Linked DNA regions of Mus musculus: all the other regions are linked to region 2. The links are chromatin loops, found by intact Hi-C in ENCODE. Cell type or tissue: left cerebral cortex. All regions are shown on one strand.

Region 1 (5,000 bases), 100 kb before region 2:
ACACAAAGGCTGCAGGCTAGGATCCTCAGGTCACAGCTCCAAGTGCTCAGCGTGGGCTACAGTTACTGAGCAGCCGTGGAAGGACTGAGGGCACTTCAGGTGCTCATATGTTCTGAGACCTTAGGTGCCTACCTTAACCCGAAACCCAATGTTCTCTGATCACCTTACCTTTGTTGGGCTGTGCCCTATCTGGAAGGCTGGTTTCTTTCAGACAGCCCCGAAGACGCCTCCCCCTTTTCCACGGTCCTTGTATGCTCTTGATCTCCAGAGAGTCCTGAGAGGTGAGGGAGTCTAGTAGGAGAGAAGAGCCCCAGGTCTGCCGTGTAGCTGGTTCCGCATGAGCATGAGCTGTGCTAGCATGTTAAATACCCTACAGATTGGTGTGTTGGGTTGGGTGAGGGTCTGTGTGGAGCCCCGAGGCTGCACTGGGTGGGAGTGCTAGGATGATGCAGACTCGAAGACACACAGAGAGTGTGGGACACTAGAGTGTGCTGTGAGGAGCTAGAGTGGCCCTAGCCCCTGTTGCTAGGCAGCGCATTTCCCTGGACACCAGTTGCCATGGCAGCCGCTTCCTGCCCATGTTGCCATGACACCCAGATGGCCTTGAGGAGCCTGAAGTGGTGGTAAGGGGCTAGCTATCCAGACACACTCACACCACCCTTCCCCCCAGCCCGGCTGGTGCCTAGGGGATGCTGAGGAGAGGAGAGAGGACAGGCTATGTTATCCAGAGCCGCTTGCCTACAGCTGGCCTGAGATGAAGTCAGGGGCTAAATGGGCAGATTCTACTCTCCTTACTATGGCCTTGACACTCAATGACCCATGCTCATTACAGGGCCTGAGTAGAACTCAGAGTCATAGAGCCAGCCACACCCATGAGAGATTCTCATTTCTGTATTTTTAACCTGGGCTTCTGGCCCTTACCCACCTAGTCTGTTCTCCACTTGCAGCCCCAAAGCACCCTGCGTAGGACTAGAGGATCCTACAGAACCTGGATGAATGTGTCTGGGGTTTCACAGGCATTCCTGGAGTGGCCTTGGGATTATTACCCTGTCATCCAGGACTCTGCCCAGTCCTTTCATCTCCTACCCAGGACCTAGGGTATGGCCTAGGCATGAACTCTCCTTTGCTCTGTTAGAGAGGCAAGATGACACTTGGCTCTGAGTCACAGCCTGTGACCTTCCAGGTGGCAGAGGGGCAGATGAGGGATGAAGTGGTCTGTGTGATGAAGTCACCCCAGGGCCAGAAGGTAGGGGCTGCTAGGCCTCTCTGTTCCTGGCAAAGTAGACATGAGTTTCTGAGAGCTGTGTGACCTTCTCGGCCTTCTCCAGTCTGCAGGGAGTGGGGAGTGCAGAGCAAGCAGGGTCCTGAGACCATGGTGTGGGCAAAAGAAGGTCTCAGAGCTAGGCATGCTACTTCATGCTTGTGTGTATCAGGATTTTGTAAGGCTAGAGCAGGAGGATTGCCATGAGTTTGAGGCCAACCTAGGATGCACAGTAAAATCCTGTCTCCATGTCTTATCCCCACAAAGAGGGCACTAGGTGGGCTGGGTCCTTGAGGTCTTCTAGGAATTCCCAGCTCCAGAGGTTGAAGCTCTTGGAGGAAAGGCACACCCATGGGGCGCTCAGTACTGGACATGGACTTTCTGCTCCTAGAATGTATGTGGTGACAGGCTGTTTGCTCCTCTCTTCTGTGGTCACTCTCTGGAAGCCACTGCTCATATTTTTTTTAAAAAATGATTTATCTATTTTATGTGAGTACACTGTAGCTGTCTTTAGACACACCAGAAGAGGGCACTGGATCCCATTGGAGATGGTTGTGAGCCACTGTGTGGTTGCTGGGATTTGAAGTCATGGCCTCTGGAAGAGCGGTCAGTGCTCTTGGCCACTCGTATTTTTAACTTTAACAGTCAGAAAGACAGTAAGAGTGCTAAAGACAACCCTTGTGAAAGACACAGTCCCAGTAGACAGCCATCATTTCAGGATGTCGGGGGCTCTGAGGCCTTGTACTGGGAGGTGGCCTGCTGACCGCCATGCTGTGCTCCACTAGGCTGCTGAGCGTAAGCACCCCTGCCCAAGCTGAGGACCCTCTCCTTTCTTAGGAGTCAGATCTCGTCTCTTGTTACTTCCAGATGGACAGTGGTGTCCAGAAAGTCAGCATGAATGGGCTGCCTGGCGGTCAGTACCAGTTCACCTTACTGGGGCTAGAACCTGGGTTCTTATCTTTCCTGTTGTATTCTATCTGACCCCACTCTTGATAGATACTGGCCTACCTGTCAGCGCAGGCAACAGTGCCAGGCTATAAACTCCAAAGGCCTATTTCTGTATCCTGATGACATAAAGACCCTCAGGTTAAAGTGGGACTGTGAACAAATGAGAGAGATCACTTTAAGCTGCCAAAAGCTGGCTCCTGGCTTCGATGCTGATGGCAGGCAGAGCAGGAGTAGACTGCAGTTCCCAGACTTGCCACCAGATGGTGCCTCAACCCTGCACCAGGCACAGATACTTGGGTGGGAGCCAGCACCCAGGGTCGACAGGCTAGGAAGAAATTGAAGAGTCTGCCAGGCAGAAACTTGTGCCACGGACAGATCAGACACAAAGCATCCACCCCCACTTGGATCTGTGGTTTCCATGACGGGTAGCCATGTGGTCACAGCTCTCACTGGTTTGAGGGCGCTCCTTTTTTTATTGCTTAGCACAGTGAGATCCTGTCTCTGTGTCTTATCCCCGCAAAGAGGGCACTAGGTGGGCTGGGTCCTTGAGGTCTTCTGGGAATTCTCAACTCCAGAGGTCAAAGCTCTGGGAGGAAAGCTTAGTTTGAAGCAAATTATCCTAGACTTTCCCAGCACTGTACAGCGGTATTCCATCTGTCCTATGGGCAGCTCTGGATTGACCCACGTCTGTCACAGGCACTCACCAGTAGGATAGGGAGTCCCAGAGCTATGTGATCAGGGCAGGCAGGATGGTCCCAGCCAGCATGTGTGACTGCTGTAATACCAGGTCTTCGACACATTGGAGAAGGAGAAGGTCTAGTGTAGAGCCCCGAGCCTAGCCTGACATTTTCCTGCATTTTATCAGAACTTTCAGCCTTGGCCCTCTCAGCCCAGGTGACTAGGGCTTGGTTGATGTCTTCAGGCTCTGGGCAAGGTTCAACCCCAATCCATAGGGCAGGGCCAACAGTCTGGGCTGTGCCCTTCTGGGATGGAGTGGGAGTGTAAGATAAGCCCGTCTTCATACCCAAGTAGAATGTCCCTCTCATCCACAGACTCTAGTCTATCTGTGTGCTATGATGTGGTGCTGCCATGGATCCTCATCCCAGTGTAGTGTCAGTGACAGGAAGTGGACAGGATGCACGCTGTCATAAGACTCCTTCAGAGCCTCCAGGTGAGTCTTTGGATGACAGAGCTTTGTCAAGATGAGGAAGTCCTGAGTAAAGAGAGGGCGATGGGGAGCTGGGGGGGGGGGTGGCGTGTCGGACATTTGCTGGCGTGGTACACCCGGCTCCTCAGAATGCTGCCCATATGGTAACTCCCTATTGCACTTCCCATCTCTTCCACCAGACGGTGCTGTCTGAAGGCCTCCCTGCCCACTATAAAGGAGGAAGAACAGCCTTGCTAGAGCTCCATGCTCCTGGTGACTCCAACCTTTGAGGATCTGTGTAGATGTCAAGATGGGAGACTGCTCTGAAAGCCACCCTTCCTCCCATCTAGATAGCAAATCACCTGTCCATGCTATGGCCCTGACCTCCTCTCTTGCCTCTGGGGCAGGGGGGACTTCTCTCTATGCGCCCCTGTTTAAAGCTGGTTCTGTTGAGCACAGCTGGCAAGTGAATAGAAGTTATCCCTGAGTCTGGAGCCTACAGCCTCTCTTCCCTCAGCCAGTGTGAGTTTACCTGCCAACACAGTGCCCACCACTGCTGCAAGCTCTCTCAACAATCCTACAGACTCCTTCCATCGCTAAGCACTCACTTCCTCACTCCTACCCAGTTCACCTGGCCACTCCTGAGTGGGAGCACCCTCAGCAGCCTCTCAGGCAGTGGGAGCACCCTCAGCAGCCTCTCAGGCAGTGGGAGCACCCTCAGCAGCCTCTCAGGCAGTGGGAGCACCCTCAGCAGCCTCTCAGGCAGTGGGAGCACCCTCAGCAGCCTCTCGAGCTGTGGCAGCACCCCCAGCAGTCTCTCAGCTGCCTGACTTGGAGATATCTGGGCCAGGTGGGCCTGGCTGCCTTTAACCAAAGGGAGGGTATAAGAGTAAATTCTGGTCTTGTTATGCTGTGTGTGACCCTGTTCCACCTTCTCGGTCCCTGTTTTCTGGTCCCATTCATCAGCACTCAACCACATCTTGCTCAACTGCCCTCCTTAACATACTGCCTTCCTGCCTGCGGCTCCCACCTCTGCCTGGATCCCCAGCCTCACTTCTTTCACATCCCTGGCCCATACTCCCTAGAAAGCTTTTGGGCCAGAGGCCTTGTGTTTTGGAGGGAGCATGGGATACAATGGTCTTCCTGCTGCCCCCCACAACCTCACCCAACCAGGCAGCTGAGGAGCTAGCGACCCCACAACCCACCAACCCTATGGCTGGCTGGTGGCTGCCTCACCACACAGGCTAGCCAGGAGAAGCCACCAGGCCTCCCAGCTGCATCTTCTCACTGAAGCCTGTATCAGAGATAAAGGGCACTATCAGTCCCCCGTTCGTGTGCCAGAAGCTGCTTGCAATATGAGAGAGATGTTTAATTTATCTCAGGAACTAGGCACGAGTTATAAAAATGGTAATTTCTTGAAGATTCAATTACCTGTTTTCATTGTTACCCTGGTAATCAAGGAAACGATTTTTAATGATAGGCTGGAAGATGGTACCAATCTTGGAGGGAGGATGGTGCAGGCTGGTGATTAGGGACCAGAAGGACAATATCTATAGACCAGTGGAGCCAAAGTACCCCAATGTACTCCCCACCTGCCAGTGACCCCACCTCTGGAGAACTTCAGTCATCTATCTTCTGGGGCCT
Region 2 (5,000 bases):
AGCCCTGGGTCAGGAGATTGGTGTAGCTTGGGAATAAGATATGCAGAATAAGCTATGAAGCTCTGGCTTCAAGCCTGGGTCTTTGAGGCAAGCAAAACTTCCCTATGTGGGTTTCTCTGGAGTGGGGCAGCCAGAGGGAGGCAAGTAGACGCAGCTGACTGCATCACCCAAACAAGAATTCCCAGACTGAAAGGAACGTGGCCTGTGCTCAGCAGAGGGCATGTCTGGGGTTGGGAGCATCAGGGGATAGGAGTAGAGCCCTAGAGTGGGGGTGTGAGCATTCTTGAGACAAAATAGCAGTGGTTCTAGGAAGTTGCCTCAGTGCCCCATGGAAGCAGGAAGACACTTTGGACTGGGGTTAGAAGTGAGCTATGACACATCAGTGTCTCTAAGCAACAGAACTAAGTGAAGTAACTCATGGGAAGAGCCTGCATAGTGGGTTTCAGGAGCACATTTTTCAGGGTTCAGCTCTGCTCTTCAAAGTTTCCTTGACCATACCTCCCATGGGTCAGGCACATCTCTGGGTAACCCCCAACTATCTTTTTCCCTAGTTGTCCATCAGCCACCCCTGTGCTCCAATATCCTTGTGCTGCAACCTTCCTGGCCTGGGCTCTACACTATGCACCAAGCTCTCCAGGCCTGGACAGGACCGGACACTGCAAGTAAGGGAGCCAGGCAGAGTAGGGAGCAGGTCGGGTTTTCAGTGCAGCATGGAGTTCCAGAAGTGTTCTGGTTAGTCTCTTTTCAACTTGACAAAAGCTAGAGCCATGTGAGAAGAGGGGGGACCCTCAGCTGAGAAAATATCCCCACAGCCTGTTGGAAAACCAGAGGAACATTTTGTTTTGCTTTATTTTCTTCTTCCTTCCTTTCTTTTGTATTTATGATTGATGTTGGGAGACATGGGTCACCAGGGCACTCTCCATGGTCCTGGATAATATAAGAAAGCAGGCTGAGCAAGCCATGGGGAGCAAGGCAGTAAGCAGCATTCCTCCATGGCCTCTGCATCAGCTCCTGCCTCTGTGTTTCTGCCTTGAGGTCCTGCCCTGGTTTCCTCTGAAAATACACTATGATGTAGAAGTGTAAGTGAAATAAACTCTTTCCTCCCTAAGTTGCTTATGGTCATGGTGTTTCATCACAGCAACAGAAACCCTAACTAAGAAAAGAAGTCTGGGAATGGGACAGTTAAGGTCTTCAGTGTAGGAGGTTGTTGGGAAAGGTAGAAACAGGCAGAGTCACAGGGGCGCGAGTATGGCCAGTGGTGAGGATTGGGTGTGTGTGCTCTAGCCAGAGTGTGTGGGTCTGGGTGAGGGAGCAGGGCTGAGGTGTGATCAGTCCGGAGCAAGGACTTGTTATACAGAGAACAATGGACAATGGCTTATGGGAGGTCTCAGTGACAGATTGCGAGACCTCATCCTGGAGGCCAATGGGAAGGAAGCTTGTATCAGAGTGAGATCCTCATCTCTGGGTAACAGCGAGAGCTCAGGCCACAGTGTTCATGATCCTGAGTTCAAGGTAACATGGGGGAGTGCCCACCCTATAAGGGCCCCAGGGGGAAGGTGGCCTAAAGGCTTGCACCACACCACCACACTGGAGGAGTCATGCTGTGACCTGCACACATGTTGCCATCCAGGTCTCATGCTACACACTGTGGGGGATACGTGTTTGGGAAGGTTGGGGCTGAGCCCTGGAGCTCACCTGTACTTAAAGTGACCTGAGGGTGCCGGAGAGCCCACATGGAACTCTGAACCAGCCAGGAGTTTAGAAAGCAGTGAGAAGGTACTGCTACTGGAGTAGGTATTGGAGTGTGAGGCTTGATACTCCTCTGTACCAGCTGGACCAGAGTCTAAGGCATCCTAGACTTGGGACCAAGTTCCAGGGTCAGTGACAGAGCTGCTCAGATAGACAGGAGCTGATGGGTCCGTGGCTTACTGCTGCTCTCTGCTGGCCATCTCTGTCACTTCAGGCCTGGTCATCTGTGGGATTGCCCAATATCAGGGTTGACCCATCTGATGTTATCTAAAGGTCAAGAGCCTAGGCTAATGCCTGTATCTAGCCTTGCCCGGCCAGAAGGGCCTAGTGGGCAGCTTTGTGGTCTCCAGTGGCTGCAGATGAGAGAGGGCCAGAGGCTCAGCTGCCACCCAAGGTTAGCAGTTGGTGGTAGGAGCTTCATTCCTTCCCCAGTGGGGAGCAACCAAGGCAGGATAGTGCCCTGCATGGGGAGTTTTTTTTTTTTTTTGAGACAGGAAACCCCACTGAGTCCGCAAAGAGGTTCCCATTGTAATAACTTCAGGAGTCTGAGGTGATACCAAAGACAAGCCCCACCCACCACCACCACCACCACCACCACCACCACCAACAACAACAACAACAACAACAAAACCAAGACAAAACAAAACAAAACAAAACAAAAAAACCCCTTCCTTGTCTCCTGCCCTTCAACTGCCGGAGGGAGGTCCTTTCACAACATGCTCACCCAGTGTGTCAGAGATCTCTGGACATAAAAATGGATTCCATTCATCTTGTCGTTCAGTACAGTTCAAGCTGCGCAGCCTCAGCTGCGGGCGGGACACAGGGATGTACTTAAAGTGAGGCCAACACCAGGAATATATCAGGCCGAACTGAAGCCTAGACCTTACTCGAGGTTGTAGTCGGGGGCCCTGTTCACAAGTGACACTCCTAGAGTGGGGATCCAAGGAGGCTAGAACCAGAGCAGGGGTGGGATGTGGGGAGATAGGGGTTGAGAGAGGGTTAGGGACTTAGGAGAGCTGAGGCCCAGAGTAGGTCACAGGATTTATGGAGGCTGGGAAGGCTGGGAGTAGGGGGCTGCAGGACTCTTGAGGCCATAGGACTGGGGAGGCTGGAACCTGGTAGACCAGGATAGGAAAGACCTGTCTGTACGCTGGCCTCCTTGGCCCAGTGTATACTGGAGAAAGTCCTGTATTCCCCATGCTCACACCTGCTGAGAACAACGCATAACTGAGACCTCCTTGGAGACTCCCTTGGAGACTAGCATCATGCCATGCTGGCAAAGCACTCAGTGAATGGTGACTACTGTCACTGAGCCATCATTACTGTCATAATAATATGGGTACAACTCTCCACCAGTTTGTGTGAGACTGATGACCCCAACTTGCAGGGCTGTCCACCTGGCCCAGATTGCTGCTGCTCACAGCATCCTGGTGTCTGCACAGAGCAGTGGCTGGGCCTGAGTGAAGGCTGGGCTGTTTGTTCTTCATGGGTAGGAGGCCATACAGGGTGCCAGAGGAGGACACTGTGGGTCAGTAGATCTGTTGAACAGAAACAGGCTCTCCCAAGCTTGACTACCTCCCTGCCTCCCTCTCTCTGTCCCTCTATCTCTCCCCCTCTCCCCTTTTTTCTCTCATGTTAGGGCACATGTCAGGGCATCTCCCAATTGTTGCTGCTCCACCATCCCTTGCAGGATTGTGGAGAAGGCTACTAAAGTTTCCTAATTTGCCCCAGGGCCCCTCAGCAAATGGAGAGCCATGTCCCTGATATAGCCTGTCCAGCACCTGGCACTTGGAGCTGTTCCAGGCTTATTCTGGGATATTTAGGCCCCTGTGGAGATATGGGTGAATGCTGATTTGGAACACCAGTGATATAAAAACAGGACAAGTGAGAATTCCAAGGAAAGAAAGAAGAAAGAGGACATGGCAGGTGACAGACAGGTAAGGCCCTGGGCAAATGCAGACATGGAGGTCATGCACAGTGATTGGGGTCATACAGAAGGGTTCAAAGTGACAGTGCCCTCCCTCTATTGTGTGTGCATGTCTCTTTTTCCTAGAGGTGGATGTGCATATGACTCACAAGCATGGCCTGGGCCAACAACCCTCCCTTGAGGGCTTCCATACATGTGCATGCATGGGCCCAGGGAAGGAGGCTGAGGAGAAATATGCCCAACATTCTATGTGGCTTCTTTCTGGTTTTGTTTTTCTTCTTGTTCCGTTTCTTTTTAGGATTTATTTATTTTTACATATACGAGTGTTCTATCTGCATGCATACCTGCATGCCAGAAGAAGGCATCAGATCACATTACAGATGGTTGTGAGCCATCATGTGGTTGCTGGGAATTGAACTCAGGACCTCTGGAAAAGCAGTCAGTGCCCTTAACCACTGAGGCATCTCTCCAGCCCACTCTCCTCCTCCTCCTCCTCCTCCTCCTCCTCCTCCTCCTCCTCCTCCTCCTCCTCCTCCTCCTCCTCCTCCTCCTCCATCTTTTGTTTTTCGAGACAGGGTTTCTCTGTGTAGCTCTGGCTGTCCTGGAACTCACTCAGTAGACCAGGCTGGCCCCAAACTCAGAAATTCGCTGCCTCTGCCTCCCAAGTGTTGGGATTAAAGGCGTGCGCCACCATGCCTGTTTCCACTCTGACTTCTTGATGGTGTTGAGGTTTTAGAGCAGCGTCCATGTTATCCTCCTTCCTCTCTTTGTCGGCGTCCACCAAAGCCTGCTGCTGCTTTACAGCCAGACAGGTACAACAGTGTTTGGAACAGGTGTTGGTCTGGCGAAGCAAGGCTCTCTCTATTTGCGGATCTTTTAAAGTTTTATTTATAATCAATGCATAATTATTGTGCATATTTGTGGGGCATAATGGGTGTTTAGATATATCGTGTCATGATCAAATCAGGGTAATTAGCATATCCACAAGCTCAAACAGTTATCATGTTTTTGCAGCAAAAACATCTAGACTCTTTTCTTGCAGCTATTTTGAAAGCCATGTTGTGGTCTCGCTGACCTTGCTCATCCTGCTGTGAAATAGAACCCCAGAAGTTCTTCTAATGTGGCTGCCACTAATACCCACAGACACCCCCATAACTATGATTCTACTCTCTGCATCTAGGGGACTGTTTTTTAGCCTCCATGTGTGAGGGGCAAACAGCATTTATCTTTCCATACCAGGCTTATCTCCTTTAATAGAACATTCTCCGGGTTCATCCAAGTTGTTGCAAATGATAGGATTTCATTTTTTAAAATGTCCAAATAG
Region 3 (5,000 bases), 65 kb before region 2:
CTGGCTTATTTCTTTCCTTCCACAGTAGAACCCACCTTGAAACCTTTCTAGCTTGTGTCTTGTCATCCTCCTGAACCAAAAATGTGCTCAGGACCAGCCAGACCCCAAGCTCTGGTTCCCGTTGCTGTGTGGCTGTCCTCCATGACTCCCACTCCATGTCCACCTCCATGTCCCACTCCACTGGGGCCCCAGCAAGGGAGGGCTGCTGAGGGCCCAGCTCCTTGGAGCCCAGTCGCTGCAGCATTGGGTAACTAGGCAGCAGAGCAGAACACTGGTCAGCTATCTTCCTCCTGTTCTTGGATCAGCTCAAGGGTCCTTTAGATAGTAAAGCAGGTTTGTATCATAGGGTGCAGGGAAGGGTCCAGAGCAGTGGCCTGACCTTGTAGGAGGAGGCGTTTGGCAGCAGCAACAGGCAAGGGCATGGCCTCTGAATGTCAGCGAGGGATCTGTGCAAATGAGAAAACAGAATGTGCAAGTACGCGTGAGTGCGAGAATTGTGAGTATGCGTATGTGTGACTGTTAGTGCTGGTACATATGTGGGTGTGTGAGAAGGTGGGGTAGTCATGTGAAAGCATATGAGTGGTCTTATGAGTGAATGTGAGTAACCAGGAGAGCATGTGAGTGGGCAGTCCGTGTATCGTGAGTGTACCAGGGTGAAATTACAGGTGTATCTGTGAGAGTGTGTTAGGAGATACATACTTTGATGGACACACAAGTGTATATGATCACGCAACTGCATGAGCATATGTTGAGTGCTTGTGCACATGTGGGGACATGTATCTGAGTGTTATGTGTGTGTGCAGATATTTGAATGTGCACATTTGTGAAGGTGTGTGGGCTTAGCAGCGAAGAAGCTCTACCGTTGGCTCTGTGCAGTTGGCCTGGGAATGCTTGCTGAACCCGGGGCAGTTTTTTATTTTTTTAAATTATGATATAATTACATCATTTCCCCCTCCCTTTCCTCGCTTCTGCTTCCCCATATATTCCACCTTCTTTCTCAAATTCATGGCCTCTTTATATATACCTCTATCCAGGGCAGTCAGGCAAGGTCCTCAGACTGGAATCTTGGACATTCTGGAAAGGTCATTCCTAGCTCAGGGACTAGACTGGAGCTCTGGGGGTAGAGGACAAGATACTTTATGGTAGCCTGCAACTTTACTGAGTCAGTAACCGGAGTGAAAATTACATGTTGCTTATGAAATGCACCCCACAGAATTTGCAACCATAATCTTCTGCAGGCCCTGACCTCTCTGCTGGTCGGTGTCCACTGTAGCCACAGCACGTGGGCTCTGTGCTGTGTCCTTGTAAGCCTGGAGGTGAGAACAGCTCACAGGATGCTGGTGTTTCACATGCACGGCACGTGTTCCTCACACCCGTGGGTGTGCAGGGCTGTTTGCAGTTCCATGAAGATTTCAGATCCAATGTGCCGAGCTGCGGCTGAGCAGTGCCTAGGAGGAGGGCCCCAGCCAGGAAAACAGGGCAAGTTTGATCTCCAGCGGGGATGGGCAGTCCCGAGCTAGTTTGATTGTTGGGAGAAGTGGATGACACATCGGGATCCTGTGTGCATGAGGCTTGGATATTTGGTACTGAGGCATCTCCCATGGCAGCCTGAAAGAATGTAAGGGTGGGGGCGATAGAGGGTGGGGAGGATTGTAACTTCTAGAGAAACATCTTACCCTTCCTGACAGCAAAAGTCTGGGCCCACCTAGCCATGCCCCTGATGCCTTTCCATTGAGGAGAACTGTTGTCTCTCTTCGACTTAGACAGCCCCCGGCACTGCACCCCAATCCACCCCCCTTACAGCTATTCCAGCATCTCTGGGTGGGAGTGGGAAGCCGGATGTAGCCAGCTCTGTTGCTGTTTTGGGAAAAGAGGGGATCAAGGCAGGGAGGGCTTGGCCCATGTTCTAGTGGGGTTGTCTGGCTGAGGGACTGCACCTCGCCCCTGCACCCCTCCCCGCCTTGTGCGCAAGGCCCTCCTTTCCTGGCAGGCCCAGCACCCCAGCCACCTCCCGCCCTGCTGTGGGTGTGATTTCACAGTGGCGTTCTCCTCGCCAGCTTGTGTCTCACATAGGGGATGTTTCCATTTTTACAGCAAAAAGAAGATGATTCCAGGCGCCTTAGCCACAGCCAGAGCACAGCGCCCTCCCCCAGCCCCCAGAGCTGTGCAATGTCAGGTGCTTTGGGGGTGTGTGCAGGCTCCTCATTGCCAGCCTTGGCACTAATTGCTGTCACTCAGAGAGCCACCTCTAGTCTGGGATGGGCAAGGGCAGGGTCTCCAGGGGAATCAGAACTTCTGTCAGAGTCTCCTAATAGCCCATCCCAGATCCAAGCAGCACCTTTGTGCCCAGCTGGGTCTGTAACAACTACAGGACAGGGCTTTTGTCTGAGGGACTTAAACTATGTGCACTGGGGCATCCAGGCTAGGCCTTAGCCCAGATAGGTCTGAAGCCCAGCATTCCTCCTTGTATAGTCTAACAGTGGAAAGGAGTGTGTATCTTACAGTGCAGCTCAGGCCCATGAGCTTGACGTCCAATACGTTCACAAACCAGCACTCGTGCAGCTCTGCCCCCAAATCTCAGGAGAACAAACAGGAAGGACAGCAGGAACACGCACAGCAATCCATAGAGAACACAACAGGAACGCTTGGGCAGCAAGACTGAATGAGACTCAGTTTGACTTCGCATCAAACACCTTGAAGAAACAGGATGTTGTTTGGCTTATCACATCTCCACCAGGGGGCGCACTGCTGTTGGGGATGGCAACGCTACAGTGACAGCTTTATGGGAAGGGTGCCCCCAGCCCCAGGAAAATGGAGCAAATTCTAGATTAGATCATCTCTTGTCCATTTGCTCACAGGCTCTAAGAGGAAGAGAGGGTAAACTGAGGCACATAGTGTCGAAGGTAGGCATGGGCTATGGGCTCAGCTGTGGAAAATCATATGATTTGAGCCCTAACAGTTTCCCATGACCTATCCCTGGGGCCCAGACTCTGTGTGAATGGCAAAAGATCTTTTCTGGTTAGGACAGTATAGACGTGGCCACAGCATGACCTGTGGACTCTGACACATAATAAGGAACAGAGGAGGCTGGGAGCCTTGGATGGGCTGTGGTACCCTCTCATGGAACCAGGATGGCAGGAATTTGGCACATGTTACATCTTCTCAGAGCCCCTATAGACCTGATGCATGTTCCCTCTCTGTCTTGGTTTCTCCCTGCCCCTGTTCTCCCTGAGCCCAGCTGTGGTAGGGTGCCCAGGCTCCTCACGATGGCAGCCTCTGTTCCTGTGTAAGGCTTCTGCTTCCGATGGACCCCCTCCTCACTCACCTGACCCTTCTCCGCTAGAAGGATATTTTTTTCCCCAGAGAGCCCTAGCAGGATGAGGTGAACAAGAGACATGACAGGGATCAAGGAACTGACAGCTTTTCCTTTCCCACGTGGGCCTAGGTGACAGGAGCTCATCTCTTCATTCACAAGAGGAGTGTGAAGGGGCAGGGCAGAGATAGAGACAAGCATAACAGGACCTCCCACACAGAGCGGCTGAAGTCTCACATAAAAGGGGCAAGGGGAGACATGACCCTGCCAGGGCCATACCATGCACCACACTTAGATTTCTTCCCATAAAACCCCCTTTGGTGTCTCCCCGCTCATCTTCATGCGGAACAAGCATCATGCCTTAAACATTGCTGTGGGCAAGGGTCCTCCGGGCCCTCTGGTCCTCACTGGAGATTCAGTGTCAGCATTCCCACTGTGGTCACTAAGTACACCTTCCAGAGACAAGCTGAAATTCTTGAAGTCTTGGCCAGAGCCTCAGTTTCTCCTTGTTAAATGGAGCTCCACCTGGGGCAGGAGATGCATGTGTTCTCCAGGCCCAGGGTTACCTACTGCCTTAGTCCTTAGCAGGCACACACTTCTCTGGCTACACTTCCCTGCTGAGCTGGCAGCTCTAAAGCCAGGTCCAGTCCTAGGGGGTCTTGGCTCTCGCTGTTGCTCATGAAACAAAGGCTCATCCTTTGTGCCTAGACTTGGGGTACTCCCTGCCTTTGGTTTCCTGAAAACCTGCTCTGGGCACAGATTTGGTGGAGGGTCAGCCTTGGCCCTGCCCACTTGGCAGTCAGTTCTCACACAAGATGACGCAAGGTTTCAAGCACAATGTCCTTCTTCGGTCCATCCTTGGGGAAACCTCCACCTACAGGCAGAAGTGCATGTGCACAGACATGCTTCATACACACCCATATGCAATGCGCACACACCAAACACAAATGTGTCACGTACATCTATACACATGAATGTGTTACAGCTGCACACACAGTCACACACACGTATGACAGTGGCACTGAGGGCAGGCAGGGCTGGGGGAAGCCTTCGCTAGCTGAGGTCCAAGCTGCTTCAGCACCCATGGGTGCTCTCTGGAGGCATGAGATCTAGATCTGAGTCAGGGATCTGAATGACACTCAGTGCCACTACCTGGACTACAGGGGTCTCGGAGGAGGTGCACCTCCCACTGAAATCAGCTTGGAGTCCCGCCTGTGCGGTACCGGTACTGCTATGGGGGCTGGCCAGAAGTCCGTGTGTGTGATTGGGTAAGCCTTGCCTGTGTCGATAACATCCATGACAATTGATGACCACATTAGAGCCCAAATGCTTCTGAACACAGGCTCAGGCCTCAGACTTTGGGTCTGTCTAGGAGTTGGTCCTGCATGAGATTCTAAGCTAGGACCACTCTAGCTCCCTTGATTCCTTGCTGATATCTACCCAGACTCCGTATCTCCAAGAGCTATCCCAGGCTCTGCCTTCCCAGCTGGGCTCCTCCCACATGGGGGGCTGATTCCAAATGTCCCACCTGCTATAAATGCCCCTCCACCAAGGACTGAGTACCAAAAATCCTCTGAGAAGCCATGGGCCGGGAGCAGGGCTGGGTTACCACTGCCCAGCTGGCCCATCCCCAAACTTCAACTGCACATTCTTGTCTTGTTGCTGGCCCCAGCCTTACTGTTGGTCT

Evidence for each region. Hi-C counts contacts between places; a loop is a spot of excess contacts. Peaks named below come from ENCODE experiments on the same cell type or tissue, not always from the same donor. Only the 100,000 strongest peaks of a DNase experiment are listed, where the experiment ranks them.
Region 1: it touches region 2 in a loop (9-fold over the local background); 36 of 42 quality-filtered maps call a loop at or near these places.
Region 3: it touches region 2 in a loop (5-fold over the local background); 14 of 42 quality-filtered maps call a loop at or near these places.

The regions. Positions count from the first base shown.
Region 1 is chr16:18,209,460-18,214,459 of GRCm38, reverse strand. 4933432I09Rik (RIKEN cDNA 4933432I09 gene) reads left to right here and starts at 597. Exons shown (of 3, transcript NR_015575.1): 1 at 597-623; 2 at 3,262-3,380; 3 at 3,557-4,774. It also overlaps a transcript of Ccdc188 not described here. In left cerebral cortex, CTCF peaks have their summits at 2,464 (motif pointing right), 3,351 and 3,553; DNase peaks (open chromatin) are centred at 548, 2,481 and 3,565; H3K4me3 peaks cover 435 bases; H3K27ac peaks cover 2,318 bases.
Region 2 is chr16:18,105,374-18,110,373 of GRCm38, reverse strand. No RefSeq gene overlaps it. Among named protein-coding and RNA genes, the nearest start is that of Prodh, 19 kb to the right of the region's middle. In left cerebral cortex, a CTCF peak has its summit at 1,948 (motif pointing left); a DNase peak (open chromatin) is centred at 1,942.
Region 3 is chr16:18,170,445-18,175,444 of GRCm38, reverse strand. It overlaps Gm34679 (a long non-coding RNA gene), which reads right to left. Exons shown (of 4, transcript XR_875940.2): 3 at 2,503-2,693; 4 at 1,097-1,608. Among named protein-coding and RNA genes, the nearest start is that of Gm34679, 3.4 kb to the right of the region's middle. In left cerebral cortex, a CTCF peak has its summit at 2,733 (motif pointing right); DNase peaks (open chromatin) are centred at 540, 1,429, 2,030 and 2,733; H3K27ac peaks cover 3,969 bases.